Linked DNA regions of Homo sapiens: region 1 is linked to region 2. A link is an interaction called in ENCODE POLR2A ChIA-PET data of the cell type or tissue named here. Cell type or tissue: PC-3. All regions are shown on one strand. Links, peaks and the distances in the headings refer to the core of each region. The heading gives the core; the rest is flanking DNA. Region 1 holds the start of KHDC3L (KH domain containing 3 like, subcortical maternal complex member). Region 2 holds the start of KHDC1 (KH domain containing 1).

Evidence for each region. ChIA-PET counts read pairs that join two places held together with the same protein. Peaks named below come from ENCODE experiments on the same cell type or tissue, not always from the same donor. Only the 100,000 strongest peaks of a DNase experiment are listed, where the experiment ranks them.
Region 1: POLR2A ChIA-PET joins it to region 2 with 19 read pairs; 3 of 35 experiments call an interaction of 5 or more read pairs at or near these places.

What each region holds. Positions count from the first base shown.
Region 1 is chr6:73,358,034-73,372,311 of GRCh38, reverse strand. It overlaps KHDC3L (KH domain containing 3 like, subcortical maternal complex member), which reads right to left and starts at 9,654. Exons shown (of 3, transcript NM_001017361.3): 1 at 9,414-9,654; 2 at 9,038-9,217; 3 at 8,141-8,756. The coding sequence starts at 9,582. The coding sequence ends at 8,452. OOEP (oocyte expressed protein) reads left to right here and starts at 2,415. Exons shown (of 3, transcript NM_001080507.3): 1 at 2,415-2,709; 2 at 2,927-3,106; 3 at 3,449-3,757. The coding sequence starts at 2,520. The coding sequence ends at 3,528. It overlaps OOEP-AS1 (OOEP antisense RNA 1), which reads right to left and starts at 2,608. Exons shown (of 2, transcript NR_174946.1): 1 at 2,227-2,608. In PC-3, for the core only: no CTCF peak of the experiment used is centred there; no DNase peak of the experiment used is centred there.
Region 2 is chr6:73,262,559-73,277,489 of GRCh38, reverse strand. KHDC1 (KH domain containing 1) reads left to right here and starts at 14,294. Exons shown (of 4, transcript NM_030568.5): 1 at 14,294-14,716. The region is part of intron 2 of LOC122539213 (KHDC1-KHDC1L); the gene reads left to right. C6orf147 (chromosome 6 open reading frame 147) reads left to right here. Exons shown (of 5, transcript NR_027005.4): 4 at 1,934-2,076; 5 at 2,331-3,356. It also overlaps the pseudogene KHDC1-AS1. RefSeq lists an enhancer at 8,340-8,916 and a silencer at 14,181-14,450. In PC-3, for the core only: no CTCF peak of the experiment used is centred there; a DNase peak (open chromatin) is centred at 12,829; H3K4me3 peaks cover 1,171 bases.

The sequences.
Region 1 (14,278 bases), core at 9,279-14,278, 95 kb before region 2:
CCCCACAAGATAATGGGGTGCCATCTTTTCCACACCAGGAAGTGGAATTTGAGAGAAGTTAACTTATTCCTGTGTGGCTCAGATCACCACAGTCCCCCTAAAGAAGCTGTTAAAATTCTATACATGCTGGGTAAAATATTCTTTGTCTACAGTAATGTAAGTGCGTCTCATGATTAGATTAAGGCTTTAATTTTTTTAGGTTTATTTTTAGGGTCTCGCTCTGTCACCCAAGCAGGAGTGCAGTGGTGTGATCATGGCTCACTGCACCCTCAAACCCCTTGGCTTAAGCGATCTGCTAGCCTCCACCTCCTAAAGGGCTGGGATTACAGGCACGAGCCACAATATCTGGCCTTGATTAGGTTAAGGGGTTTTTGTTTGTTTTTTGAGATGGAGTCTCACTCTGTAGCCCAGGCTGGAGTGTAGTGGTGCCATTTTGGCTCACTGCAACCTCTGCCTCTGGGGTTCAAGCAATTCTCCTGCCTCATCCTTTCGAGTAGCTGGGATTGCAGGTAACCACCACACACTGGCCAAATTTTTTTATTTTTATTTTTTTTTATTTTTGAGACAGAGTTTTGCTCTTGTTGTCCAGGCTGGAGTGCAATGGTGTGATCTTGGCTCACGACAACCTCCGCCTCCTGGGTTCAAGTGATTCTCCTGCCTCAGCCTCCTGAGTAGCTGGGATTATAGGCATGCACCACCATGTCCGGCTAATCTTTTGTATTTTTAGTACAGACTAGGTTTCTCCATGTTGGTCAGGCTGGTCTCGAACTCCCGACCTCAGGTGATCTGCCCGCCTCAGCCTCCCAAAGTGCTGGGATTACAGGCATGAGTGACCGTGTCTGGCCCACACCCATCTAATTTTTGTATTTTTAGTAGAGACCGGTTTTCTCCATGTTGGTCAGGCTGGTCTCAAACTCCTGACCTCAAGTGATCCTCCTGCCTTGGCCTCCCGAAGTGCTGGGATTATAGGCATGAGCCACCTTGCCTGGCCAGGTTAAGGTTTTAAATGTTTATTGCATCAGAGCCATAGCTAAATCTTGTTTTCCTGTAAGTATGCCCTGCACACCTGATAGTCAAGTTTTCTCAGAAACCATTGAGGGTGAGAGGGGGTGGGATCAGGGGCAGAAAACTGGAACCTCCACACAGTCCTAGATGATCATGTGGAGTCTGGAACATGCTTTTCACTATTTTGAGTTTTTTCTTCTATGCTGGCTGTGGTGGCTCACGCCTGTAATCCCAGCACTTTGGGAGGCCAAAGTGAGAGGACTGCTTGAGCCTAGGAGTTCAAAACCAGCCTGGCAACATAGTGGGACCCTGTCTCTACAAACAGACAAACAACAACAACAACAAAAAGAGCTGGAAAATAGCTGGGTGTGGTGGCAGGTGCCTGTGGTCTCAGCTACTCAGGAGGCTGAGATGGGAGGGTCGCTTAGGCCTGGGAGGTCGAGGCTTCAGTGAACCGAGATCGTGCCACTGCATTCCAGCCTAGGCAAGAGAGTGAGACCTATCTCAGAAAAATAGAAGTTTTAAAACAAACACATAGTTAATTGTAAGAACGAAATAGTATATTCAGCAGATACTATTCTGAAACAACCAAACAATATTTCTACAAATATAGTAGAAAATGTGTAAGGACATGCATGGGGATGATATATACACACTAGCTTCAGGATGATTTCCTCTGGAGAAGGAAAGGAAAGATGCTTGAGTAATATCTGTTTTAAAAACAGAGGAGTGAGGCAAATGTGGGGAAATGTCAACATCTGTTAAACTCGGGGAGGGTACATGGCCGTGTTATATTACTTTTTTGGATGTGTGAAACCTTTCATAATCCAAATTTTTAATTAAAATTACAAACATTGGGAAAAAATGTCCATCGATAATGGTTGTCTTAGGATACTGGAAATAAAGGAAAATTGTCTAACTTGCTACATGTTCTATAAGACCACCTCTGACGTGTTGTTTAAAACATGACACACTTGCTTGAATGATTTAAAAATGGTAACCATCCGGAGAGTCAGAAGATAACAACAGGGAGCAGAACAGAGAAAACTGACACATTGAACAAGCCTGCCCTGGGTCCGATATACCTATCTTTGGGAGGCAACGATGAAACCTTAACCTAGCCAGCAAAGGTGATTCCCAGTCTATTAATAGAGTCGTCAATTCAAACTCACACTGTTAATCAGCTATAAGGTGGGCAGAGGACTTTCAGGCTAAGCATACCTTACGAGCAGAGATGACGAAGGAGAGCATTGGAGACCCAACAGGAGGCCAAATGAATACTAGTTCAAGGTCAAAGAGGCAATCCCGGCGATTGAAGCAGCGCAGGAAGTGTCCAATGGTGCCGCTATGCCGGGGCGTCGCTTGCACCCGCTCACCCCGACGCGGTGCGAGGCGCCGCCGGAAGGGGCGGAGCGGGTCGAATATGGTAAAAGAGAGCCCGAGCTTCGCGCCTGGGTCTGGAAGAGGTCTTGCGAAAGCCGCCTCGAGCGCGCTCCGCGGCTGCTGGTCCCAGTATGGTCGATGATGCTGGTGCCGCTGAGTCCCAGCGGGGCAAACAGACTCCGGCCCACTCCCTGGAGCAGCTGCGTAGGTTACCACTTCCGCCGCCACAGATTCGCATCCGGCCCTGGTGGTTTCCGGTGCAGGAACTGAGAGACCCTTTGGTGTTCTACCTAGAGGCATGGCTGGCAGACGAGCTCTTTGGTGAGCGACCCCAGGTGTGCTAGTGGGCTGTCCACCTCCAGTCTGAGAGAGGCTTGGCAGAGCAGCTCTCTACAGTCTCTTTCCCAGATTCGCAAGCCAGGAGTGTTGCAGTGATGCCCACCTTCCAGTTCTTCCCTTCCCTGGCCAACATTCCCTTCAAATCCAGCTTCTAACCTGCCACCGTGCAGCCCCTCAGAGTTTTTCCTTACTTGTTTAGGCCCAGACCGAGCCATAATTCCAGAAATGGAGTGGACGAGCCAGGCCCTGCTGACAGTGGACATAGTGGACTCAGGGAACCTAGTCGAAATCACCGTTTTCGGGCGGCCCCGTGTACAGAATCGGGTGAAGAGCATGCTCCTGTGCCTGGCATGGTTTCACCGAGAACATCGTGCCCGAGGTGAGGGTCTTTGAGAACCTGCATGTGGAGGAAGCCACGAGTGACCATACTGGCCTTGCTCGGTTTCCTTCCATCCTCCCTTAACCTTCTCAAAATTTCTTGGTTTCCAGACCCCAGGGAGCTAGCTGTACGAAGTTTGTTGGGAGGGGATCCTGGGGTAGGACCTTGGGAAAGTCAGCAGAGATCTGATAGATTCAGACCCATCACTGCCCAAGTCAGCCTCACCTGGGTTACAGCACTATCGCAGATCTTTCTCTCCTCCCCAACTCCCAGTCACGGAGTAGTTCGAAACAGCAAACACTTGTCCCTGTCCATGGTTAGTATCAACTGCTTCTCTTCCAGCTGAGAAGATGAAACACCTTGAGAAGAACTTGAAGGCCCATGCATCAGACCCCCACTCTCCCCAGGATCCTGTTGCTTAAGACAACATAGTTACTGTTGGGAACATCTTAACTTTCTAACTTTTGCTGCTAAAGTTGAAGAAAAGCAAGTATAGCATTCTTAAATCCCCGTATTCCTTTTTCCTGTGTCTTGATGGATTGTGGTTTATTTTGTTGCAAGAGTGAGTTTGAACTATTCTAATAAAGAAATGGCTATTTTGCCAAAAGCATTAAGATCTTCACACACTTATAATAAAGCAAATTTATAAAAGATTGACTCCCACTCATGTTTTGATATGAAGGGTGGGCAGGTGATAGTTTTGTAGGTTTTTGTTTTTGTTTTTTTTTCCTGAATTCCCATCATTTTGAAACTCCTAATCCTTTTATGATTTTCTGGTCAGAGAGAGGCCCTCACCCACAGGGAGCGGATATGCAGGGGCAGATAACCTCACAAATGGTGATCTGTTTTGTTTTTACATAATTGGTCCTCAAACTTTAAAGCTTGTAAGAAATCACCTTGGGAGCTTGTTAAAACACAATTTCCTTGGCTCCTTCTCCAGAGAATTCTGATTCAGTACTTTTGGGGTGGGGCTTAAAATTTCATTTCTGATGAGCTCACACATACTACTAAAGCAGCTTATCTGAGGCTCTCACTTTGAAGCTGGTAATTGATCCCCCGAAGAGCACCAGCTGTGCGTTTTCCTGGAGTGGGGCATCCATTGGGCAGAGGATGACGTTGCAAGAAGCAAGCCTGGGCGGTCAGCGTTCATTAATGGTAGTTTTCGATTTACCACGGAAGAGCAGGGTTCCCAGGCACCTTGGCTCGTGGATGGCGCCCTGCCTTGGAGCCGGCTGTCTACCTTTTTCTACAAGGCGAGGCTGCACGGGTGTCCGGCATGGGCCAGGTTGTTTTTCCACTACGTGTTGTACTGAAATTACCAATCTCTGCAAAACAGCTCCTATCCTTGCCGCCCCACTTTCTGGAAGTAGAATTTTTGGGGCGAAAGGTGCCAAAAGCCCTGTGGGTTCAAGCACAGTTTGGATTGGTTTGACTCATGGAATTTATTCACTCCTTGGCAATAAAGTATTCTAGCCTTTTGCAAGCGTTTTAAACTCACAAGTCTCTTTAATTGTGCTTTTTTGATTAGAGGTGATGTTGAATATTTTCTTTGTTTCAGTTTTACATTTTTCTTTATTCATTCCTTTTTTTTTTTTTTTTTTTTTTTGAGATGGAGTCGCTCTGTCCCCCAGGCTGGGGTGCAGTGGCGCAATCTCGGCTCACTGTACGCTCCGCCTCCCAGGTTCACCCCATTCTCCTGCCTCAGCCTCCCGAGTAGCTGGGACTGCAGGCGCCCGCCACCATGCCCGGCTAATTTTTTTTTTGTATTTTAGTAGAGACGGGGTTTCATTGTGTTAGCCAGGATGGTCTCCATCTCCTGACCTCGTGATCCGTCCACCTCAGCCTCCCAAAGTGCTGGGATTACAGGCGTGAGCCACCGTGCCCAGCTTTCCTGGTGAGATTTTTATTGTTTATTTTTATTTATTTTTGAGATGGAGTCTCGCTCTGTTACCCAGGCTGGAGTGCAGTGGTGTGATCTCGGCTCACTACAACCTCCGCCTCCCGTATTCAAGCAATTCTTCTGCCTCAGCCTCCCAAGTATCTGGGATTACTGGCATGTGCCAACACACCTGGCTAATTTTCGTATTTTTAGTAGAGACGGGATTTCACTATGTTGCAAGGGTGGTCTCAAACTCCTGACCTCAGGTGATTCTCCTGCCTTGGCCTCCCAAAGTGGTGGGATTAGAGGCGTGAGCCACTGCACCTGGCCCTGGTGGGATTTTTATTTTTATTTATTTATTTTATTTTATTTTTTGAGACAGAGTCTCGCTTTGTCACCCAGGCTGGAGTGCAGTTGCACGATCTTGGCTTACTGCAACCTCCGTCTCCCAGGTTCAAACGATTCTCTTGCCTCAGCCTCCTGAGTAGCTGGGATTACAGGTGCGTGCCACCACGCCCAGCTAATTTTTTGTATTTTTAGTAGAGATGGGGTTTCACCATGTTAGCCAGGATGGTCTCGGTTTCCTGACCTCGTGATCCACCTGCCTCAGCCTCCCAAAGTGCTGGTATTACAGGCGTGAGCCACCGTGCCTGACCCCTGGTGGAATTTTTATAAAACCATTGAACATTTTGGGTTTTTGTTGAGACAGTCTCACTCTGTCACCCAGGCTGGAGTGCAATGGTGCAATCTCGGCTCACCGAAACCTCTGCCTCCCGGGTTCAAGCGATTCTCTTGCCTCAGCCTCCCGAGTAGCTGGGATTACAGGCACCTGCCACCATGCCTGGCTAATTTTTGTATTTTTAGTAGAGAATGGCCATTCTGGTCTCGAACTCGTGCCCTCAACTGATCCACCTGCCTTGGCCTTCCAAAGTGGTGGGATTACAGGCATAAGCCACTGCACCTGGCCCATTAAATATTTTGTTATTGGGGAAAAAGGGGTAAGCTTAAAACTTATTCTAATTTTTCCAAAAATACTGTATGATCCTAAACTCCTTCCATCCTTTGTACACATTAACATATATTGAAGTCCTAATCCCCAGTACCTCAGAATATGACTATATTTGGGCAATATTTGAAATCTTTGACTCTCAAGACTCTTGGCATAGGGCAACCTCTCCTGTTCCTCCATGCTGGGCAGCTGGCTTGGCTTGATGGCATCTATAATTCCAGCATGATATAGAGTTTCCATTTACTGGGTGTTTAGAGAAAGAAGCAGCCATATGAATAGGTGAAACTTAAAGTGTCAGTTCCGGGAAAGATGTTCATAGATATTTTGGATATGAGTTGAAAAGGTTGTGAGGGCCGGACATGGTGGCTCAGGCCTGTATTCCCAGCACTTTGGGAGGCTGAGACAGGTGTTGACCAGCCTGGCCAACATAGTGAAACCCAGTCTCTACTACAAATAAAAAAAATCAGCCAGGTGTGGTGGTGGGCGCCTGTAATTCCAGCTGCTCGGGAGGCTGAGGCAGGAGAATTGCTTAAACCCAGGAGGTGGAGGTTGCAGTGGAATGCCGTTGCATTCCAGCCTGGGTGACAGAGTGAGACTCCATCTCAAAAAAAAAAAAAAAAAAAAAAGAGTAGACTTGCCCTCTTAAATATTAAAACAGTCTATAAAGCTACTTAATTAAAATGGGGGTAGATATCAGAAAAAGTAGAAAAGTTACACATGAACATAAAATAGATTGGTAACACTGAGTTTGGGCAAGGACAGTGAAAACAGCTTGTAAAGGAGAGAACCTGACATTCTGGTAAGGTGGGTATTACACAGAGAAAGACAACATACACATTAAGTTTTAGCTCTGCTCTGATGTAGCCTCATTTGAAACTGATTTTGTGTTGATTTTGAATTTAAAGTGTTCTAAAGTTCTTCTAAAATTAGTCAACTATTTTAATAAAATGATTAGCGGTTAAAAGTTGCTAATAAGTTATTGTAAATTCAGCTTTATGTGGTAATTCCCTTATTGTAAGATACATGATTATTTTAAACTGGAGTGATAATTAGCGGTGACAAAAAGAGTCTGATAGACATTCACCTTATATTTAAAGTTAGCTTTGAACTTTTAAAAATTACTAGTGATTGGCCGGGCGTGGTGGCTCATGCCTGTAATCCCAGCACTTTCGGAGACCCAGGCGGGTGGATCACCTGAAGTCAGATCAGCCTGGCCAACATAGTGAAGCCCCTTCTCTACTAAAAACACAAAAATTAGCTGGGCGTGGTGGCGCGGGCCTGTAGTCCCAGCTACTCGGGAGGCTGAGGCAGGAGAATCGTTTGAACCCAGGAGGCAGAGGTTGTGTTGAGGCGAGATCGAGCCGTTGCACTCCAGCCTGGGCCACAGAGAGAGATTCTGTCTCCAAAATAAAATGAAGATTACCAGTGATTCTTGGTTGGTTAAAAAAAAAAAAAAAAAAAAAAAAAATCCTAATTATAGAATTACTGCGTGCTATTGTTTAATCCTAGCACCCAGCTGTTGGCTTGCATCCTTCTAGATTAATTCGCAGGCTCAGGGACCTGCATCCCAGCGCCCTGACCAAAGCTGTGACCCTAGGGAAGCCAAAGTGTTCTCTGCTGGGGCTTCTCGCTGCCATAGTAACTGAGGAAAGAGTAGCCGATGCCTGTATCTTGCTGGTGTCCACGACCTTCGTGGAAGGTGGGTGACCCAAGCAAGACCTGAAGACTGCAACAGTGCAGCCCAAGAGTGCAGCTCGGGTCTCTTCGTTTCCCCCTTCCCCGATGTCATTTTCCCCAGCTGAGAAAGTGTTCTGTGACAGAGTAGCAATACACCCAGGGCCTTCCAAATCCAGCTGGCCCCCAAGCGACCCAGTTTTCTCATCCCAAGTCACCTTGAGTAGAACGACAGCGGGCTTGGAGAGATTTCCTAGTGGGCCAGAGAGGCTTCTCACCTGTTAAAGCCAGATGCGCGCGGTTAAGGAGTACAAGGGGCACACCGGACCACAGCCGGGGAAGATGGCCACCTCGGGCGGCTAGGAACCACAGGCCCCACCTGCCTCGAGGTAGAGGGCTGCGCAGGGCAGAACTGGGCTGTTGGAGGAATGCGCCTTTCCCTCCCCTCTACCTTCCAAAATACAGACGTTAGGGAAATGCAATTATTTATTAGAACTCAAGTTTGTGTTGGCAACCATTCAACAGAAGGTGTAAAACAAAAACAATCCACATCATCCTTCCTCGCCACCCCAGCTTCCTGGACTTAAGTGAGGCGGGGGGGAGGCGGGGGGCGGGCTTCCACTTTGCAATTCTTTATTAGAACTCAAGTTTGTGTTTGCAACCATGCAACAGAAAGGGTAAAACAAAAAATCCACATCCTCTCCCCAACCCCAGCTTCTGGGCGGAAATACGGGCTTTCACTTTAACCCCTGACTGGCTCTGGCTCCAGGGCCTGAGATGCCTTCATAATCTAGTAACTGGGTCCCGGGCATCCTCGCGAAACCGCTGGGTCACTGCCTTGCTGGCAGCTTCGGGGGATCGCTGGGTCCCCGACTTGTTGGCAGCCTGGAGAGACTGCTGGGTCCCGGCCTCCTGCACCTCCACCGGAGAACCCTGTGTCCCGACCTCCTGGACTTCCACCGAACGCTGGGTCCCGGCCTCCCGGACCTCCACCGAACGCTGCGTCCCGGCCTCCCGGACTTCTATTGAAGACCGCTGGGTCTCGGCCTTCTGAGTGGCGACATCCTGGGCGAGGGCCTTTCCTGAGCCTGGAAGAAGAGCAGTGTGCAGAGGCCACAGCTGTGTCTCTATATCCTCTCCAAAAAAGGACAGTCACCCAAGCGGCCTGCGGGAGTAGGAGCCAGAAATCCCAGAACGAGGGTTCAATTTGGCCTTCTGGATCCGTGGCAGCGAGAACCGCCCCCTCCCCCACCCACCAACCGCAGGCCGACTGGGAGGGCGAGACTGCCGCCCCAGCAGCCAGGAAACCCCAGGATCACTCCTACGGAGCCAGGGTTTGCTCCAGGTAGCCCTATTCCCAGCCCCGTACCTTTCGCCTGGAGCTGGCGGTGATAGTCAGCCAGGTTCATGATCATCTTGATTGTGTCCTCCTGGTAAGAAGGCCTCCCAAATACCAAGATCTCAGCCTCGCCGTTAGGGTCCAATCGATTCACGTGAATCAAGATTTGGGACATACCCTGGACGTGCGGGATGCGTTCTCCGCCCCGGCCTGCGCGGGTAGCAGAGAGGCTGTGAGGGACCGGTGGCTCCCGGGGGTCTTGGGAGGGGAAGGTGGAAGGAGGAGACAGCCAGAGGGCATTGGCTACTGGTGAGGATCGCCCTGGAACGCAGCCAGAATATGTGGGCTGTGGGTATGGGTGGCAGAAAGAAGCCGCATGGGGGCTGCCCCTTCTTGGTCCACTCACCGAAGATCTTTTCCACCAGCCAAACCTCAAGGCGAACTACCTTCGGATTCTTCAGGAACTCAGAGTGGAACCAGGAGAACCGCTTAGGGAGGTGACCGAGCACCTCCACTGGCATTGCTTTTGGCTGCATCAGTTGCACGAGCGTCGGAAACCGCCTGGGAGCGTCCATGCTGCGGCCGGTCCTGCAGGAGACAAGGACACCACAGCAAACCCAAAGGCCGAGCTGGAGCTGGGAGACTAGAACCGCGGTTCTGCCTGGGCCTTATTTCAAGGGCTTTTGGCCAGCCCCTCCTCTCTAGCCGCGCCCTTCTTATTGGGTCCCAGGCCTCGCCTCCGCCTCCAGGAGCCCCGGCTTCTTCCGAGGCCGCCCAAGTGCACCGGTTCCTGGGCTGCTCTTAGAGTGTCCCTTCTGTCAGGAGCAGCCCTTTTCCCAGCGCACCCGGTAGGAGGAACCGGGCTCTGGGCACCAGGAATCCGCTGGTGCCCAGCGGGAGTCTTAACCATGGACTCAGGAAGGCGTGGGCAAGCCCAGTATCTCTCCCAGAGGAAAGAACTAATACTTGCAGAATGAATACTTCATAGGTCCCTCACGCGCTTCTGATCCCTGGCCACTACGTTTCCTCCCTCTGGACCAGGTTTTCAGATTATTCTGTCACTTGCCTGAGACTGCTGAGTACAGAGCAGAATAAGCGCCCGCCTTTTTTCTTTCTTTTTCTTTTTTTTTTCTGTTATAGGGTCTGTGTAGTGAGATTTGCATAGTAAAAAAAAAAAATGGATAGAAAAAAAGTTATGGGGCCTGGCTATGTTGCCCAGGTTGGCTTCGAACTCCAGGGCTCAAAAAAATCCTCCCTCTTTAGCCTCCCCAGTAGTGGGACTATAGCACGCTTTTAATTAATGCAGCCATGAACACACCTAACCACAGATAGTTCTCGTGGTTTGGACACAAGATGAGATTCCTTGAAAATTTTTGACATCTCTATTCTCTTTTTTATTTTTAATTTTTAAAATTTGCTGCAGGGTCTCTCTGTGTCACCCAGGCTAGGGGGCGGTGGTGTGATTATAGCTCACTGCAGCCTCCATCTCCTGGGCTCAAGAGATCCTCCCTCCTCAGCTCCCCCAGTAGCTGGGACTACAAGCTCCCGACACCATGCCCAGTGATGCCTCTGTTCTCTAAATAACACAATTATATTTGTCTCTTTCTTCCTTCCTTTCTTTTTTCCTTTCCCTTTTCCTTTCCTTTCTTTTCCCCTTCCCTTTCTGACAAGGGTTCGTTATGTTGCCCAAGCTGGTCTCAAGCAATCCTTCTGGCCTGGGCAAAATGATAAAACCCTATCCCTACAAAAAATACAAAAATTAGCTGGACTAGGTGGCACGCACCTGTAGTCCCAGCTACTCGGAAGGCTGAGGTGGGACAATCCCTTGATCCCAGAGAGGCTGAGTCTACAGTAAGCAGTGATGGTGCCTCTGCACTCCCCCCTGGGTGACAGAGTGAGACCCTGTCTCAAAAATAATAATAATAATAACTGTTTTAGATGTGTTGCTATAAGACAAATTATAATTTATAATTTATTTTTATTCAGTATTGAAACACTGAAGAGAACTTCAGGTTTGCCACATTAATAGGCCGAATGTATATATTCAGACCATGCCCAACCGGCTGAATATATTTCATATGTAGGAATGATTTAGTAGTTGGGAAATTCTTACTTGCTAATTGAGATGATTAAAGTACTTTGCAAAACAACAAGAAAAAAAAAAACCATTAAAAATGGGGCAAAGCCGGGCACAGTGGCTCACGCCAGGAGTTCTAGACCAGCCTGGCCAACATGGCGAAATCCTGTCTCTATTAAAAATACAAAAATTAGCCGGGCATGGTGACGGGCACCTGTAATCCCAGCTACTCAGGAAGCTGAGGCATGAGAATCGCTTGAACTCCTGAGGCGGAGGTTGCAATGAGCCGATATCAGGCTACTGAACTGCAGCCTGCTGGATAGAGCGAGACTGTCTCCACAAAACAAACAAACAAAACTGGGCAAGGAGCATGAAGAGATATTTCTCAAAAGAAGAAATACAGGCAGCCTACAAACACATGAAAAAATGCTCCGCATCACTAATCAGAAGAGGAATGCAAATTAAAATCACACCGATATACCATCATACACCAGTCACAATGACTTTTATTAAAAACTCAAAAAACAGGGCGGGCATGGTGGCTCATGCCTGTAATCCCAGCACTTTGGGAGGCTGAGACGGGTGGATCACAAGGTCAGGAGTTAAAGACCAGCCTGGCCAACATGGTGAAACCCCATCTGTACTAAAAATACAAAAATTAGCCGGGCGCAGTGGCAGGTGCCTGTAATCCCAGCTACTTGGGAGACTGAGGCGGGAGAATTGCTTGAACTTAGAGGGTGGAGGTTGCAGTGAGCTGAGATTGAGCCACTGCTCGCCAGCCTGGGTGACAGAGTGAGACTCCGTCTCAAAAAAAAAAAAAAAAGTCAAAAAACAGGCCGGGCGTGGTGGCTTACACATGTAATCCCAGCAATTTGGGAGGCCAAGGCGGGCGTATCACCTGAGGTTAGGAGTTCAAGACCAGCCTGGCCAACATGGTGAAACCCCATCTCTACTAAAAATACAAAAATTAGCGAGATGTGGTGGCAGGGGCCTGTAATCCCAGCTACTCGGGAGACTGAGGCAGGAGAATTGCTTGAACCCGGGAGGCAGAGGTTGCAGTGAGCCAAGATCGTGCCATTGCACTCCAGCCTGGAGGACAGAGCAAGACTCTGTCTCGGAAAAAAAAAAAAAAGAAATAAAAAATGTCAAAAAACGACGTAGAAGTCCGGGCACAGTGGCTCACACCTATAATCCCAGCACTTTGGGAGGCCGAGGTAGGCGGATCACGAGGTCAGGAGTTTGAGAGCAGCCTGACTAACATGGCGAAATCCCTTTCTACTAACAACACAAAAATTAGCTGGCCGTGGTGGCTGGCGCCTGTAATCCCAGGTACTCGACAGGCTGAGGCAGGAGAATCGCTTGAACCTGGGAGGCGGAGGTTGCGATGTGCCCAGACTGCGCCATTGCACTCCATCCTGGGCGACGGTGCGAGACTCCCTCTCAACAAAAAAAGAAAAAGAAAAAGAAAAAAGAAAACACACACACACAAACAAAAAAAAAAAAAACAAAAAACGACGGGGCACGGTGGCTCAAGCCTGTAATCCTAGTACTTTGGGAGGCTAGGATTTATATATCTACCACTATCTTTCACCCTCTTCCAACCCAGGTAAGCTGGGACTTAACTATGTGCATCAGACCTAGATCATCTTAAAACAGAGATATGATTTTGTTAGATCAATATTCAGTGTTCGCACTATTACGACTTTGTAAACTATTCATAGTTGTATATACTATGATTTCTTTTCTTGACAAAGTTTTGTTTTTCTAGATATTGATAATGGATTTATTTATTTATTTATTTTTGATGAGACAGCATCTCACTCCGTCACCCAGGCTAGCGTGCAGTGACCCATCATAGTTCACAGCAGCCTCCAACTTCTGGGTTCAAGTGATCTTCCCACCTCAGCTTCCTAAGTAGCTAAGATCACGGGCATGTGCCATCACAACTAATTTGTTTTAATTTTTTTTTTTAGGACAGGCTGGTCTTTTTTTGTTTTTGTTTTTGTCTTTTTTTTTTTGAGATGGAGTCTCGCTGTGTCAACAGGCCGGAGTGCAGTGGTGCAATATCGGCTCACTGCAACCTCCACCTCCTGGGTTCAAGCGATTCTCATGCCTCAGCCTCCCGAGTAGCTGGGATTACAGGCATCCGCCACCAAGCCCAGCTAATTTTTGTATTTTTAATAGAGATGGGGTTTCATCATGTCTCAGTGCCTGCAACATGGCCACTATATGCCCAGGATGGTCTCGAACTCCTGGGCTCAAGCGATTCTCCCACCTTAGCCTCCCAAAGTGTTGGGATTACAGGCATGAGCCACGGAACCCAGCCTTATTTCTTTAATATGTATTTTTTCCCAATCTTCGTGAATATTTACCTTGTATGGTATCTTTTACTTGTGCTAGTAATGCTATTGAAATCAGTATCCTTCTACATGTCATTTCTTACAAGGGGGAGTATAACTATAGGATGAAATTTCAAATGTAGAATTGCTGAGTCAAAGGATCTGTAAATTTCCAATTGATAAGGTATTGCCAAATGGCATCCCTCCGAGGTCGAACCAACCTATATACTCACCAGCCTTGTTGCTAACATTATAATATGATAAACATTGACATTAATTTTGGATAAAAGCAATGCATATGCTTTTAAAAGCAATGCATATGCTTTTAAGTGTTCCACCTTTCTAAAAAGTCATTATTTGGAAATGCAAGTACCGATGGGTGGCAAGCAGAGCCCATGCAATGGCCAGATGTCCTCTAAGACACTTGCTGCAACCCAGACCTACAGCAGAAGTGATCTTTAACATTTGGTTATAAAAATTTTCTCCAGGGCTGGGCGTGGTGGCTCACACCTGCAATCCCAGCACTTTGGGAGGCTGAGGCTGGACGATTGCTTGAGGCTAGGAGTTCTAGACCAGCCTGGGCAATATAGGGAGAGCCTATCTCCATAAAAACTAAAAAATTAGTCATGCATGGTGGCGCATGCCTGTGGTCTCAGCTACTTGGAAGACTGAGGTGGAAGAATCGCTTGAACCAGGGAGGCCAAAGCTGCAGTGAGCCGAGATCACCACACTGTACTCAACCTGGATAACAAAGTGAGACATTGTCTCAAAAACAAACAAATAAATAAATAAATAAATAAATAAATAAATAAAACTTTTTCTTCAAATAATTTGTTGAAATAACTCAAGTCTTCA
Region 2 (14,931 bases), core at 9,932-14,931:
TGACAGACTTGTTCTGTTTTTTTTGGAGACAGAGTCTTGCTCTGTCACCCAGGCTGGAGTGCAATGGCACAATCTTGGCTCACTGCAACCTCTGCCTCCTGGGTTCAGGCGATTCTCCTGCCTCAGCCTCCTGAGTAGCTGGGATTATAGGCGCATGCCAACATGCCTGGCTAATTTTTGTATTTTTAGTAGAGATGGGGTTTCACCATGTTGGGTAGGCTGGTCTGGAACTCCTGACCTCAGGTGATCCGCCTGCCTCCACTTCCCAGTCTTGAATTACAGGTGTGAGCCACCGTGCCCGACCAGACTTGTTCTTTTTAACTAACAGTTAAGGAGAATGGAATCAATTTGTCAATGTTTCAACACATGAAAACTTAATTTATAGAGCCTATTTTTTCAAAACTAGCATTAATGAAAGAATAAACAGGAATGTTCTTCCTTATTTACAAAAGTTCCCTGGGACATTAATTATCCTAGCTACACCCACTTAACACAAAAAAATTGAAAAGCTGAACCAACCTTTTGTAATTCTTCACCTTTTTTCTTCATGTGGGAACAAGCAAAGAAAGCTTTCTTGTCAATCGATACCAATTGCTAGGTATATTTTACATTTATTTTTTATTATAACTCATTTTGAATCTTTAAACAAGTCTCTAAAAGTGACTTGTCTAAAAGTGAATATAGAGTACAGAAAACACTTGCTGCCCTTTAGCTACAGGTGCAAAAAAGGAGGATTCAGACAGGGCCTCGGAGGCCAAGGCTACTGGACAGTTTTATCCCACTGCACTGAGGTGTGGATCACAGTTTACAAAGTTGTTTTTTTTGAGATAGGGTCTCCTTCTGACCCCAGGTTGGAGTGAGGTGGTGCAACCACTGCTCACTGCAGCCTTAACCTCCCAAGCTCAAGTGATCTTCCCACCTCAGCCTTCCAATTAGAAGGGGCAACAGGCACATGCTACAAAGCCTGGCTAGTTTTTTTTTTTTTAAATACTTTTCTTTTTTTGAGATGAAGTTTTGCTCTTTCGCCCAGGTTGGAGTGAAGTGGCATGATCTTGGTTCACTGCAACTTCCACACTCTGGGTTCAAGCGATTCTCCTGCCTCAGCCTCCGAAGTAGCTGGGATTACAAGCATGTGCCACCACATCTGGCTAATTTTTGCATTTTTAGTAGAGATGGGGTTTCACCATGTTGGACAGGCTGGTCCTGACCTCTTGACCTCAGGCAATCCACCTGCCTCAGCCTCCCAAAGTGCTAGGATTACAGGCCTGAGCCGCCACACCAGGCCTCTTTTTTTTTAGACAGAATCTCACTCAGTCTGCCGCCCAGGCTGGAGAGCAGTGGCACGATCTCTGCTCACTGCAACCTCCTCCTCCCGGTTCAAGCAATTCTCCTGCCTCAGCCTCCCAAGTAGTTGGGACTACAGATGCGTGCCACCACGCCCAGCTAATTTTTTGTATTTTTAGTAGAGACAGGGTTTCACCATATTGGCCAGGATGGTCTCGAACTCTTGACCTCATGATCCACCCGCCTTGGCCTCCCAAAGTGCTGGGAATACAGGCGTGAGCCACCGCGCCTGGCCCGTCAATCAGCCTTTTGTCATATTTCTGGCACCAGCACCTTCTGGAGATGAGGATCTCAACATTGCCCTCAGAATCTAGCTGTCCCATATGGAGCAGGACCTTGAACTCCTTCTGGAACACCAGGAGGAAGACTCTGCTTGAGCCTGTGTAGAAAGGAAGGTTGAAGTTTTACCAAATGGGGCAAGGCTGGGAGGGGATTGGGGGGAGAGGGGAAAGATGTCACTGGGATGCTGGCCTGCAGGACACTAGATTCTGCCTTAGGTTTCAGGCGGGTGGTTTAGGGTGAGCCAGGGGAGTCAAAAGTGTAGCGCAGTGGTAAAGACACCAGGACACTTACCAAATATCTTTTCCAGGTGACCAGCCACCAAGTAAAGCACTGATGGTTTCAGAATGTGCCTAAACCTGCACCAGTGAGGCAAGTATGCAAAAGGAGTCCCTTTCCGGGATGGACACACTTCCCATAGAGCCGTGTCACCCCGCACAGGGTTGCAACCAGGCTGGGTGCCACTGCCTGCAAACAGACTGGGATCTGTTTTTGTTTTTTTGTTGTTTTGTTTTTAAGACAGAGTTTCGCTCTTGTTGCCCAGGCTGGAGTGCAGTGGTGCGATCTTGGCTGACCACAACCTTCACCTCCTGGGTTCAAGTGATTCTCCTGCCTCAGCCTCCCGAGTAGCTGGGATTATAGGTATGCGCCACCATGCCCAGCTTTTTGTATTTTTAGTAGGGACGGGGTTTCTCCATGTTGGTCAGGCTGGTCTCAAATTCCCAACCTCAGGTGATCTGCCCGCCTGGGCCTCCCAAAGTGTTGGGATTACAGGCATGAGCCACTGCACCCGGCCTCAGACTGGGATCTGAAATTAGAGAGAATCCCTTGTGGACTGGGGACAGGACAAGACTGCTCTAGATTGGCCCATGGTGCCAGGTTAGTTCCTTCTGTAAGCTCCACCTCCTCCAGGGGCACCCGCTAATTGGCTCCCTCAGATCCTGGCTAGCCAGTACAAGGCCTCAGCAGTGCACAGATCCCATCTCCAGCCAGTCCAGGTGGCGCTCGCATGGTAGGGTGCATGAACCTGTGTTGGAGTACAGGCCTTCTTTGCTCCAGTTGTTTCCCAATAATAAATGTTATAAAATTATCAAAGGCACTGTATTAGTCTGTTATGCTGCTACACGAGACTGGGTACCTTACAAAGAAAAGAGGTTTAATTGACTCACAGTTCCACATTGCTGCGGAGACCTCAGGAAACTTACAATCATGGCGGAAGGCACCTTTTCACAAGGTGGTAGGAGAATGAATGAGCGCCAGTAGGGGAAATGCCAGACGCTTATAAAACCATCAGATGTCGTGAGAGTCACTCATCACGAGAACAGCATGGGGGAAACTGCCCCCATGATCCGATTACTTCCACCTGGTCTTGCCCTTTACATGTGGGGATTATTACAATTCAAGGTGAGATCTGGGTGGGGACACAGAGCCAAACCATATAAGGCACACTGCTCACCAACATTAGGTAGAGTTCATACATTTCTTTCTCTCAGCAATGGACAATGGATACATTAGAATGAGGATGATTGCTGCAATGCTAACCAGCTAATAAATAGAAGTGGACTGGGATGAGAGTCCAGGCAATTGCCTAATGAGCCCCGCTATACATATTTGCAAAAATGTAGAATGATGCCATTCTTTTTTGTTTTGGCAAATAGTTATTTTTCATTAAAAATGTAATGTTATGTTAATATTGGATAAAAATTGATTTAATAAAAATGTTATAACATGTAGTGGCTATTATTGTCATTTTGTTTTTTTAGAGAAAGGGTCTCACTCTGTCACCCAGGCTGGTATGCAGTGGCTCCATTGTATTTCACTGTAGCCTCAAACTCCCGAAATTCAAGCAATCTTCCCAAGTAGCTGGGACTACAGGTATGTGCCACCACACCTGGTTAACTTTTTATTTTTTATGGAGATGCAGTTTCATTAGGTTGCTCAGGCTGGTCTCCACTCTTGGCTTCAAGTGATCCTCCCACCTTTGCCTCCCAAAGTGTTAGGATTATAGGTGTGAACCATTGTGCCTGGCTTATTTTTTTATTTTTTCTAAGACAGAGTATTACCCTGTTGCCCAGTCTGGAGGGCAGTGGCGTGATCTCGGCTCACTGCAAGCTCCACCTCCCGGGTTCACGCCATTCTCCTGCCTCCTCAGCCTCCCGAGTTGCTGGGACTACAGGCGCCTGCCACCACGCCCGGCTAATTTTTTGTATTTTTAGTAGAGACGGGGTTTCACCGTGTTAGCCAGGATGGTCTCGATCTCCTGACCTCATGATCTGCTTACCTTGGCCTCCCAAAGTGCTGGGACTACAGGCGTGAGCCACTGCGCCCGGCCCGTGCCTGGCTTATTACTATTATTTTAAAATGAATAAATAAAATAACATTTTAAAATGTCAATTTTAGGCTGGGAGTGGTTGCTCATGCCTATAATTCCAGCACTTTGGGAGGCCGAGGCGGGGGGATCACTTCAGGTCAGGAGTTCGAGACCAGCCTGGCCAACATGGTGAAACCCTATCTCTACTGAAAATACAAAAATTAGCTGGGCGTTGTGGCACGTGCCTGTAATCCCAGCTACTTGGGAGGCTGAGACAGGAGAATTGCTTGAACCCAGGAGGCGAAGGTTGCAGTGAGCCGAGATCACGCCATTGCACTCCAGCCTGGGCAACAGAGAGAGACTCCGTCTCAAAAACAAACAAACAAACAAACAAAAAAGCTGGGCGCGGTGGCTCACGCCTGTAATCCCAGCACTTTGGGAGGCCGAGGTGGGCGGATCACCTGAGGTCAAGAGTTCGCCACCAGCCTGGCCAACATGGTGAAACCCCATCTCTACTAAAAATACAAAAATTAGCCAGGCGTGGTGGCACGTGCCTATAATGCCAGCTACTTGGGAGGCTGAGGCAGGAGAATCACTTGAACCTGGGAGGTGGAGGTTGCAGTGAGCCAAGATCACCCCATTGCACTCCAGCCTGGGTGACAGAGTGAGACTCCATCTCCAAAAAAAAAAAAAGAAAAAGAAAAGAAAAGAAAAGAAAAAATTATCCAGCCCAGGCCCTAAAATATAAAGATCTCTCCCTGTTTTTTTCTTTTCCCCCCCGGGATGGAGTCTTGCTCTGTCACCCAGGCTGGAGTGCAGTGGTGCCATCTCGGCTCACTGCAACCTCTGCCTTCTGGGTTCAAGCGATTCTCCTGCCTTAGCCTCCTGAGTAACTGGGATTACAGGCACCCGCCACCAAACCTGGCTAACTTTTTGTATTTTTAGTAGAGACAGGGTCTTACCATGTTGGCTAGGCTGGTCTGGAACTCCGATCTGAAGTGATATGCCCACCTCAGCCTCCCAAAGCGCTGGGATTACGGGTGTGAGCCACCACGTCTGGCCTTCTACCTGGCTTTTTCCTTCTGAGATTGTACTAAGGTTCTGTCAAGATGGTGTAGGAGGGCTGGGCGCGGTGGCTCACGCCTGTAATCCCAGCACTTTGGGAGGCCAGGGTGGGTGGGCGGATCACAAGGTCAGCAGTTCGAGACCAGCTTAGACAACATGGTGAAACCCCGACGTGGTGGCAGGTGCCTGTAGTCCCAGCTACTTGGGAGTGAGGCAGGAGAATAGCTTGAACCTGGGAGGCAGAGATTGCAGTGAGCCGAGATCGCTCCACTGCACTCCAGCGTGGGCGACAGAGCAAGACTCCGTCTCAAAAACAAACAAACAAAAATGATGGTGTAGGAATTCTAATAAACTTAGGTTTGCATGATCAAAAGTTTTTTCTGGTGGACCTTTAGAGACAAATTGTGCTTTTCTATGAGTAGTGTTGTCTGGTGTTGACAGTCAACACTACTCATAGAAAAGCACAATTTGTAACCTTTTTTTTTAAATGGGATTACACTATAAAGAGTTGATTTTTCAGTCCACATCCATATGTACCAAGGACATCCCCATCTGTCAGTACATACTGATCAACCTCAGTCTTCTTATTTTTTTTTGAGATGGAGTCTCACTCTGTTGCCCAGGCTGGAGTGCAGTGGCACGATCTCAGCTCACTGCAACATCTGCCTCCCAGGTTCAAGCGATCCTCCTGCCTCAGCACCCCCTAGTAGCTGGGATTACAGGCATGCGCGGCCATGCCTGGCTAATTCTTGTAGTTTTAGTAGAGAAGGGGTTTCACCATGTTGGCCAGGCTGGTCTTGAACTCCTGACCTCAGGTGATCCACCCACCTCGGCCTCCCATAGTGCTGAGATTACAGGTGTGAGCCACTGCACCCAGCCTAACCTCAGTCTTCTTAATGGCTATTCATTATTACAAGGTAGGAATGCATCATACATGTTTCTTATGCTTTTTTGACTTAGACTCATAATAAAAAATATATTTTACACCAGGCACGGTGGATTACGCCTGTAATCCCAGCACTTTGGGAGGCCAAGGCAGGTGGATCACGAGGTCAGGAGTTCAAGACCAGCCTGGCCAACATAGTGAAACCCTGTGTCTACTAAAAATACAAAATTAGCCAGGTGTGGTGACGGGTGCCTGTAATCCCAGCTACTGAGGAGGCTGAGGCAGAAAATCACTTGGACCCAGAGGGCGGAGGTGGTTGCAGTGAGCTGAGATTGTGCCACTGCACTCCAGCCTGGGCGTCAGAGTGAGATTCTGTCCCCCCCAACAACAACAACAAAAAAAAACCAAAACATTTTACATCATGTCTATATATTTCAAAAAGAAATTAATAGACTTTGCTACATTCTTTTATATTATAAAGGGTATTGATTGTGACCGACTAAGCTAATTTCACCATTCTCTAATGGGTGACAACTTGCAGTCTGAAAAACACTGCCATCATTTACTAATTAACGATGAAAATATTAACAGAATGTACAAAGAAAAAGAGCAACAGGCCGGGCGCGGTGGCTCACGCTTGTAATCCCAGCACTTTGAGAGGCCGATGTGGGTGGATCATGAGGTCAGGAGATCGAGACCAGCCTGGCCAAGATGGTAAAACCCCGTCTCTACTAAAAATACAAAAAATTAGCCAGGCGTGGTGGCACGCGCCTGTAGTCCCAGCTACTCGGGAGGCTGAGGCAGGAGAATCACTTGAACCTGGGAGGTGGAGGTTGCAGTGAGCTGAGATCACGCCACTGCACTCTAGCCTGGGCGACAAGAGCAAAACTCGATTTCAGAAAAAAAAAAAAGAAAAAATAGAAACAAAAACTTTTCCACTATAGGATCAATTCCTTCAGGACACTAAGTGAAGAGGGTGTTGATATATATTGTCAACTGGGTGTAGTGGGTTAAATTGAATACCTCAAAAAGATATGTCCAAGTTCTAATTCCTGATACTTGTGAATGTGGACTTACCTGGAAATAAGGTCTTTGCAGATGTAATTATTATTTTTCTGTTTTTCTTATTTTTTTGGAATGGAGTCCCGCTCTGTTGCCCAGGTTGGAGTGTAGTCGCAAAATCTCAGCTCACTGCAACCTCTGCCTCCTGGGTTAAACCATGTAAAAATTTTAAAATGATTCCTAAACTACAAACTCTACAAAAAACAGGCATGAAAAAGGCTTAGTCCTATCTGCGTACTAAATAGTACAATACTTCAATAAATAAAAGGCTGCAGTTTTATTAATGCATGAAAAGACCAATCAATGAAATAGAACAGAAAACCAAAAATACACCCACATATATGCATAGAAATTTAATATTTAATAAAGGGTACAATTCAGATTACTGTGGAAAAGGCGGATTACTCAATCAAGGATTGAATTACCATTGGAATAAACAGGTTATAACCTATTAAAAACCCATTTGAGGCCAGGTGCAATAGGTCACACCTGTAATCCCAGCACTTTGGGAGGCCAAGGAGGGAGGATCACTTGAGCCAAGGAGCTTGAGATCAGCCTGGGCAAGATGGTGAGACCTTGTCTCCACAAAAATAAAAACAATTAAAAAATTGGCCAGGCATAGTGGTCCATGCCTGTAGTCCCAGCTGCTCAGGAGACTGAGGTGGGAAGATAACTGGAGTCCAGGAATTTGAGGCTGCAGTGAGCTATGATCACACCACTGCACTCCAGCCTGGGTGGCAGAGTGAGGCTCTGTCTCCAACAACAACAACAACAACAAACAGTAAAATTAGACTTAAATAGGTAAAATAATAAAAATAATAAAAATTCATTTGAACTATACCTAACAACCTAAATCGAATCACACCTCAGGAACATCAAACATTTAAATGTAAAAAAGAAAACTCAAACCATACCACAGGAAACCATTAGCAAATATTTTATAGTCATGGAATAAGGAGGGCATTCGTAAGAATGAAACAAAATCCACAAACAATAAGCATAAAAAGATTCAGGCTGGGCACAGTGACTCATGCCTGTAATCCCAGCACTTTGGGAGGCCCAGGCGGGCAGATCACGTGAGGTTGGGAGTTTGAGACCCGCCTGACTGAGAGGTGACAGCGTGCTGGCAGTCCTCACAGCCCTCGCTCGCTGTCCGCGCCTCCTCTGCCTGGGCTCCCACTTTGGCGGCACTTGAGGAGCCCTTCGGCCCACCGCTGCACTGTGGGAGCCCCTTTCTGGGCTGGCCAAGGCCAGAGCCGGCTCCCTCAGCTTGCAGGGAGGTGTGGAGGGAGAGGCGCGAGCGGGAACCGGGGCTGTGCGCGGTGCTTGCAGGCCAGCTGGAGTTCCGGGTGGGCATGGGCTTGGTGGCCCCATACTCGGAGCAGCCGGCCGGCCCTGCTGGCCCCGGGCAATGAGGGGCTTAGCACCCGGGCCAGCGGCTGCGGAGGGTGTACTGGGTCCCCCAGCAGTGCCAGTCCACCGGCGCTGGGCTCGATTTCTCACCGAGCCTTAGCTGCCTTCCCACGGGGCAAGGGCTCGGGAACTGCAGCCCGCCATGCCTGAGCCGCCCACCCACTCCACGGGCTCCTGTGCTGCCTGAGCTCCCCGACGAGCACCACCCCCTGCTCCATGGCGCCCAGTCCCATCGACTACCCAAGGGCTGAGGAGTGCGACCGCAGGGCGCGGGACTGGCAGGCACCTCCACCTGCAGCCCTGGTGCAGGATCCACTAGGCGAAGCCAGCTGGGCTCCTGAGTCTAGTGGGGACGTGGAGAGTCTTTATATCTAGCTCAGGGATTGTAAATACACCAATCAGCACCCTGTGTCTAGCTCAGGGTTTGTGAGTGCACCAGTCAACACTCTGTATCTAGCTGCTCTGGTGGGGCCTTGGAGAACCTTTGTATCCACACTCTGTATCTGGTTAATCTAGTGGGGACCCGGAGAACCTTTATGTCTAGCTCAGGGATTGTAAACGCACCATTCAGCGCCCTGTCCAAAACAGACCACTTGGCCCTACCAATCAGCAGGACGTGGGTGGGGCCAGATAAGAGAATAAAAGCAGGCTTCCGGAGCCAGCAGCGGCAACCCGTTGGGGTCCCCTTCCACACCGTGGAAGCTTTGTTCTTTGCTCTTTGCAATAAATCTTGCTGCTGCTTACTCTTTGGGGCCACACTGCTTTTATGAGCTGTAACACTCACCGCGAAAGTCTGCAGCTTCACTCCTGAAGCCAGCGAGACCACGAGCCCACTGGGAGGAACGAAAAACTCCAGATGCGCCGCCTTAAGAGCTGTAACACACTCACCGTGAAGGTCTGCAGCTTCAGTCCTGAGCCAGGGAGACTACGAACCCACCAGAAGGAAGAAACTCCGAACACATCCAAACATAAGAAGGAACAAACTCCAGATGTGCCACCTTAAGAGCTGTAACACTCACCGTGAGGGTCCGCGCTTCATTCTCGAAGTCAGTGAGACCAAGAACCCATCAATTCCGGACACATGACCAACATGGAGAAAAACCCCGTCTCTACTAAAAATACAAAATTAGCTGGGCATGGTGGCGTGTGCCTGTAATCCCAGCTACTCGGGGGGTTGAGGCAGGAGAATTGCTTGAACCCAGGAGGCGGATGTTGCAGTGAGCTGAGATTGTGCCATCGCACTCCAGGCTGGGCAACAAGAACGAAACTCCATCTCAGAAAAAAAAAAAGGCTGAATAATATTCCGTTGTATGTCTAAATCATATTTTGTTTATCCATTCATCTGCTCATCAATTCTTGGGTTGGTTCCACATTTTGGCCACTGTGAATAATGCTATTATAAATACTGGCATCCAAGTATCTGCACTTATTTCAGTCTCTGCTTTCAATTCTTTTGAATATATACCTAAAAATGGAATTGCTGGGTCATAAGGTAATTCTCTAACTTTCTGAGGACAAATTAAACTGTTTTCCACAGTGGCTGCACCATTTTATATTCCTACCAGTAATAACAAGGGTTCAAATTTCTCAATATCTTTGCCAACAATTTTGTCTTTTCCATTTTTTCTTTTCTTTTTTCTTTTTTTTGAGATGGAGTCTTCCTCTGTCACCCAGTCTGGAGTGCAGTGGCGTGATCTCAGCTCACTCCAACCTCTATCTCCCAGGTTCAAGCAATTCTCGTGCCTCAGCCTCCCAAGTAGCTGGGACTACAGGCGCCTGCCACCACAACCAGCTAATTTTTGCATTTTTTTTAGTAGAGATGGGGTTTTGCCATGTTGGCCAGGCTGGTCTTGAACTCCTGACCTTAGGTGATCCACCTGCCTTGGCCTCCTAGAGTGCTGGGATTACAGGCGTAAGCCACTGTGCTTGGCCCCATTTTTTTGATGACAGCCATTCTAATGGGTATGAACTGGTATCTCATTGTGGTTTTGATCTGCATTTCCCTAATGACTAGTGATGTTGAACATCTTTTCATGTTCTTATTGGCCATTTGTATATCGTCTTTGGAGAAATGTCTATTTAAGTCCTTTGCTTATAATTTATTGTTTGAGATAGGGCCTTGCAATGTTGCCCACGCTGGTCTCGAACTTCTGGGCTCAGCAATCCTCCTGCCTCAGCCTCCTGAATAGTAGGGACTATAAGTGTGTGCCAATGCACTTGGCTACTTTATGTTTCAATTGGGTTGTTATCCTGTATATTAATCTCTTATCAGATACATGATTTGCAAATATTTTTTTCTCATTCTGTGGGTTGTCTTTTCATTCTTCTTCATGTTCCTTGATGCACAAAAGTTTATAATTTTGATGAAATCCAATTCATCTTTTTTGTTGTTGTTGCATATGCTTTTGGAGTCATATCTGAGAAATCATTGCCAAATCTAACATCATGAAGCTTTTGCCCTGTGTTTTCTTCTAACAGTTTTACATTTAGGTCTTTGATCCACTTTAAGTTCTGTATCTGGTATAAGGTAAGGAGGCCAACAACATTCTTTTGTATGTGGGTATCCAGCTTTCCAAGTACCATTTTTTGAAAAGACTGTCCCTCCTCCATCGAATGGTCTTGGCACCCTTGTTGAAACACAGGAGGACTTTAAAGTCAACTCAGATTTCTCAGCTTATTGTCTGGGCTCTTGATAACTGCTTCCTCAGTAAATGACAACATATATCCATGCAGTAGTGCCTATTATATGATAAGGCAAAGACTATTGAGCTAATGAAAGTAAAAAGCTTAGAAGAACACCTGTGGTATGTAGTAAAAAGCTCAACAAATGTTGGTTATTTCATTATTAAGAGTGACATTAGAGTCCAACATCTCCCTTGTTTTCATTAAAGGTTTTAACATATTGCAGAGTTTGTTATATAAGTCAGGCCAAAAGGTACTATACTCTGATCACAACTAATCTTTGGATTTTCCCCCAAGACAGATCCTCATCCACTCCTTTGCTTCTAAGTTTATTTTGCTTCTTATAACAAGTGTTGCACTCAACACCCAAAGATAAACCTTGATCTTAACATATGGCATGCTTTTTGTCAATGCTTTTTGTATGGATACTAAGACCCTTAGGTTGGGTGAGTGTTAGAATGCCATTGCACTGCACTTTAGCCTGGGTAACAAAGCCAGACCTCGTCTCCCCCCAAAAAAAAGAAAAAGAAAAGGGATCTCGCCATGTTGCCCAGGCTGGTCTCAAACTCCTGGTCTCAAGCAATCCTCCCACCTTTGCCTCCCAAAATGTTAGGATTACAGGTATGAGCCACTGCACCCAACCAAAACTTCCACTTCCACTTCACCAAGAAAGTTTCTTTCATTTCAGACTGATTTTCCAAGTGTACTCTAAGAGGGTAACCCTGCCTTTTAGTTGTGTTGATGCCACAACTGTCAGTCTACTTATAAAGTCCAGGATTTAAATGCTAAAGACAAGAGAACCTGAAAAAGGCTTACTCAAACTCCTCTCAGCAAGAGCCCTTAGTCTCCATTCCCACCTTCCTCCAATCCAGCTCACAGTGACCAGTCACGTTACTTTTTTTTTTTTTTTTTTTTTTTTGAGACGGAGTCTCGCTCAGTTGCCCAGGCCAGAGTGCAATGGCACAGTCTTGGCTCACTGCAACTTCCACCTCCCAGGTTCTAGCAATTCTCCTGCCTCAGCCTCCCGAGTAGCTGGGATTACAGGCACCCACCATCATGCCCGACTAATTTCTGTATTTTTGTAGAGATGGGGTTTCACCATGTTGGCCAGGCTGATCTTAAACTCCCGACCTCAGGCAGTGACCTCTTTTCTGTACACCGAATTCCTTCTTCAGTACAGACAGAGTTACTACTTCATTCTTCTCTCAACATTATAATTGTTTTGCGGTTTCTGGGGAGAATTTATCTTACTTATTTCCTTATCTCAAAGGCCTATGCAGAACAGCTAAATAGGTAACTGATGAGAAATATACTACTAGACAAACTCTAACACTCACTCAACCTAAAGGTCTTAGAAATTTGTTCTGTGACATTTTATTGAAACTACACCCTGCATCCAACCAAAAGTAAGGGCTGAATGACTCCTTTTATCCTAGAGTGCACTAGTCTCTGGGGTATACATGCACTCCTCAATCAGTTCTCAGATGATTCTGCCTCTAAGAGCAGCAGAAACTACAGGTAATCATCTCCGGGCTTACTTGAAGTTGTGTGCTCATTCCAAAATCTGCCTTGCTCACTCAAGAGTCCAGGTATCACTGGCCTTCGAGGTCATTAGGCAGCATCCAGTCTTTGAAGCAAACCATTCCAGGTTTTTGACTCTGCTTTCCTGTCAATGTCAGCTAGAGGAACTCTTCTCCCTGCCTTGGCCCTGGCTGGTCCTGGTTCCACTCTGGCTCATTTGCTTCCACACCTGGCCTATGATACCACATGACTAATTCCTTCCTGTGTGCCTCTGGCCCAGGCTTGCCAAAGGAATGCACTCAGAGCAGCTCTACCTATTCCTGTCCATCAGTTGCTGGTTGCGCACTGGCACTGCACATACCTGCTCCACAGAATCTTAAACCTTCAGGACTCTACCTGCTCACAGGTCCTGGGTTCCTACAGGCGTTCTTCATCAAGGGTGGGGCCACAGCTTTGCCCCAAGAGGGCAACCTGCCTCCTTGTTCCTGTACTGGCTTGAGACTCCTAGGCTGTGTCTGAACTAGCTGATAGGCCAGAAGCTTTAGGATGAAAAGAATACTGGAGGAGTCCTCAAAGTTAGAACTTTTATTGGTGTCTGTGTCCCCTCACTCATCTTAGCTATCTTGACCCTTCCCTACTTACCTTAATGATTTCGTGATTTCAATGAAAAAGACGCAACCTAGATAAGATTGCAAGGTCCCATACCTTCCTGGGGGCAGAGTTGACCTCAGACAGGGTCTTGCTTTGTTGCCCAGGCTGGAATGCAGTGGCGTGATCTCAGCTCACAGCAGCCTCAAACTCTCGGGCTCAAGCAATCCTCCCACCTCAGCTTCCCATATAGCTTGGGCTACAGGCGTGCACCACCATGCCCAGCTGATTTTTAAATTTTTTGTAGAGACAAGTTCTCCCTCTGTTGCCCCAGCTGGTTTCGAACTCCTGGGCTCAAGCGATCCTTGCTCTTTGGCCTCCCAAAGTGTTGGGATTACAGGTGTGAGCCACTGTGCCCAGCCCGACCTTTTGTTAATACTCCCATCTAATTGTCCAAACGGACTTGAACAAAAGAATCTTCTTCCCAATACTGCCAGGGAGGGCAAAATTCTTCAAATTCATGTTTGAGGCCATAAACGAACAGGAGTAAAATGGAATCCGCAGGAAGCAATGACAAGAAACCCAAAAACATTCATTTCCCTCCAGCCCAAGTGGCAGATGGGATCTCAAATACACCACGGTGTGATGCGTGACAGGAGGCATCCACTGGGGATGTGGAGCATTTTAAGTGCCCTGCAGAGGGTGGGCCTGGGTCACCCCCCCCCCCACCGCGACACCCCTCCCCAGGCAACATTCCTGGGGAGTCTGGACCTCCCTTGGTGGACCGACACCCGAGGGTCTCTAGGGTTTTTCACCCCATATCGGGGTGAACTGAAGGCATGGGAAGAGGCAGCCCCACAGCCTGGGTCCCCAAAACCCCCTCCGGGCTGAGAGCAAGAGATGCCGCCTGGAGGCCACTCACCAAGCAGCTCCGCTGGCTCAGCAATGGGGGTCGTCCGGGTCTGGGTCATTGCCACTGGCTCGTCCCTCCTCCCACCCTTGCTTCCTGGACTCAAGAGCTGCTGGGCTCTCTGCGCGCCGGCAGTGGGCTCCGCAGGCTGTCTCCTACACAGAGCAGGCGGGAGGAGGGCTCTGGGTTGCTTCCCGCGCCGCAGCCGCGCGCTTCCGGCGGGGTCGCCGCCACTTCCGCTCGAGCGCGCCTCGCGCGGCCGCGGCGCGAGCCGGGACCCCTGGAAGGGTCGGGTGCGCGGCCCAGGAGGTACCGCTGTCTCCTCACAATCGGCCAGGCCTGCAGCCGCTGCCGCCGCTGCCGCCGCCGCCGCCGCCGCCGCCGCCGCCCTACTCAGGGAGTGGCCCAGGCCTGCGGCGCGCCACCCTCACCTCCTTCATTCCTACCGTCAAAGCCCAGCCTTGGCTACCTGACCCCCCTGTGGTCTCGAACTCGGTTAGTCCGGTGAAGGGACAGAGAAGCCTGGGTTCCCGGCGGCATCACTGAGATGCTCAGTCCTGAATTCTGCCCTCCATTAGGATTATCTGCTTTGTGGGATAATTTCCTCATTGGTTGAGTCAGTGAGTTGCGTGTCTGCAAGAGAGCATCCTATCTGGTGGGTCTTCATCTAGATCTTGCACATTTCTTACTAAGTTCATCCTAAGAATATCTTACAGATAAGGAAAGTGAGCTGCAAAGAAGTGTAAAAACAGGGGAAACAGGAGATAGCAGTATAAAGAGAAAAATTAAAACAGATCGTGTGACTTTCCTCTATTGTTAATTGATTTGGGGACATTTTAAACTTATAGAAAGAAAAGAAACACGGGTTTT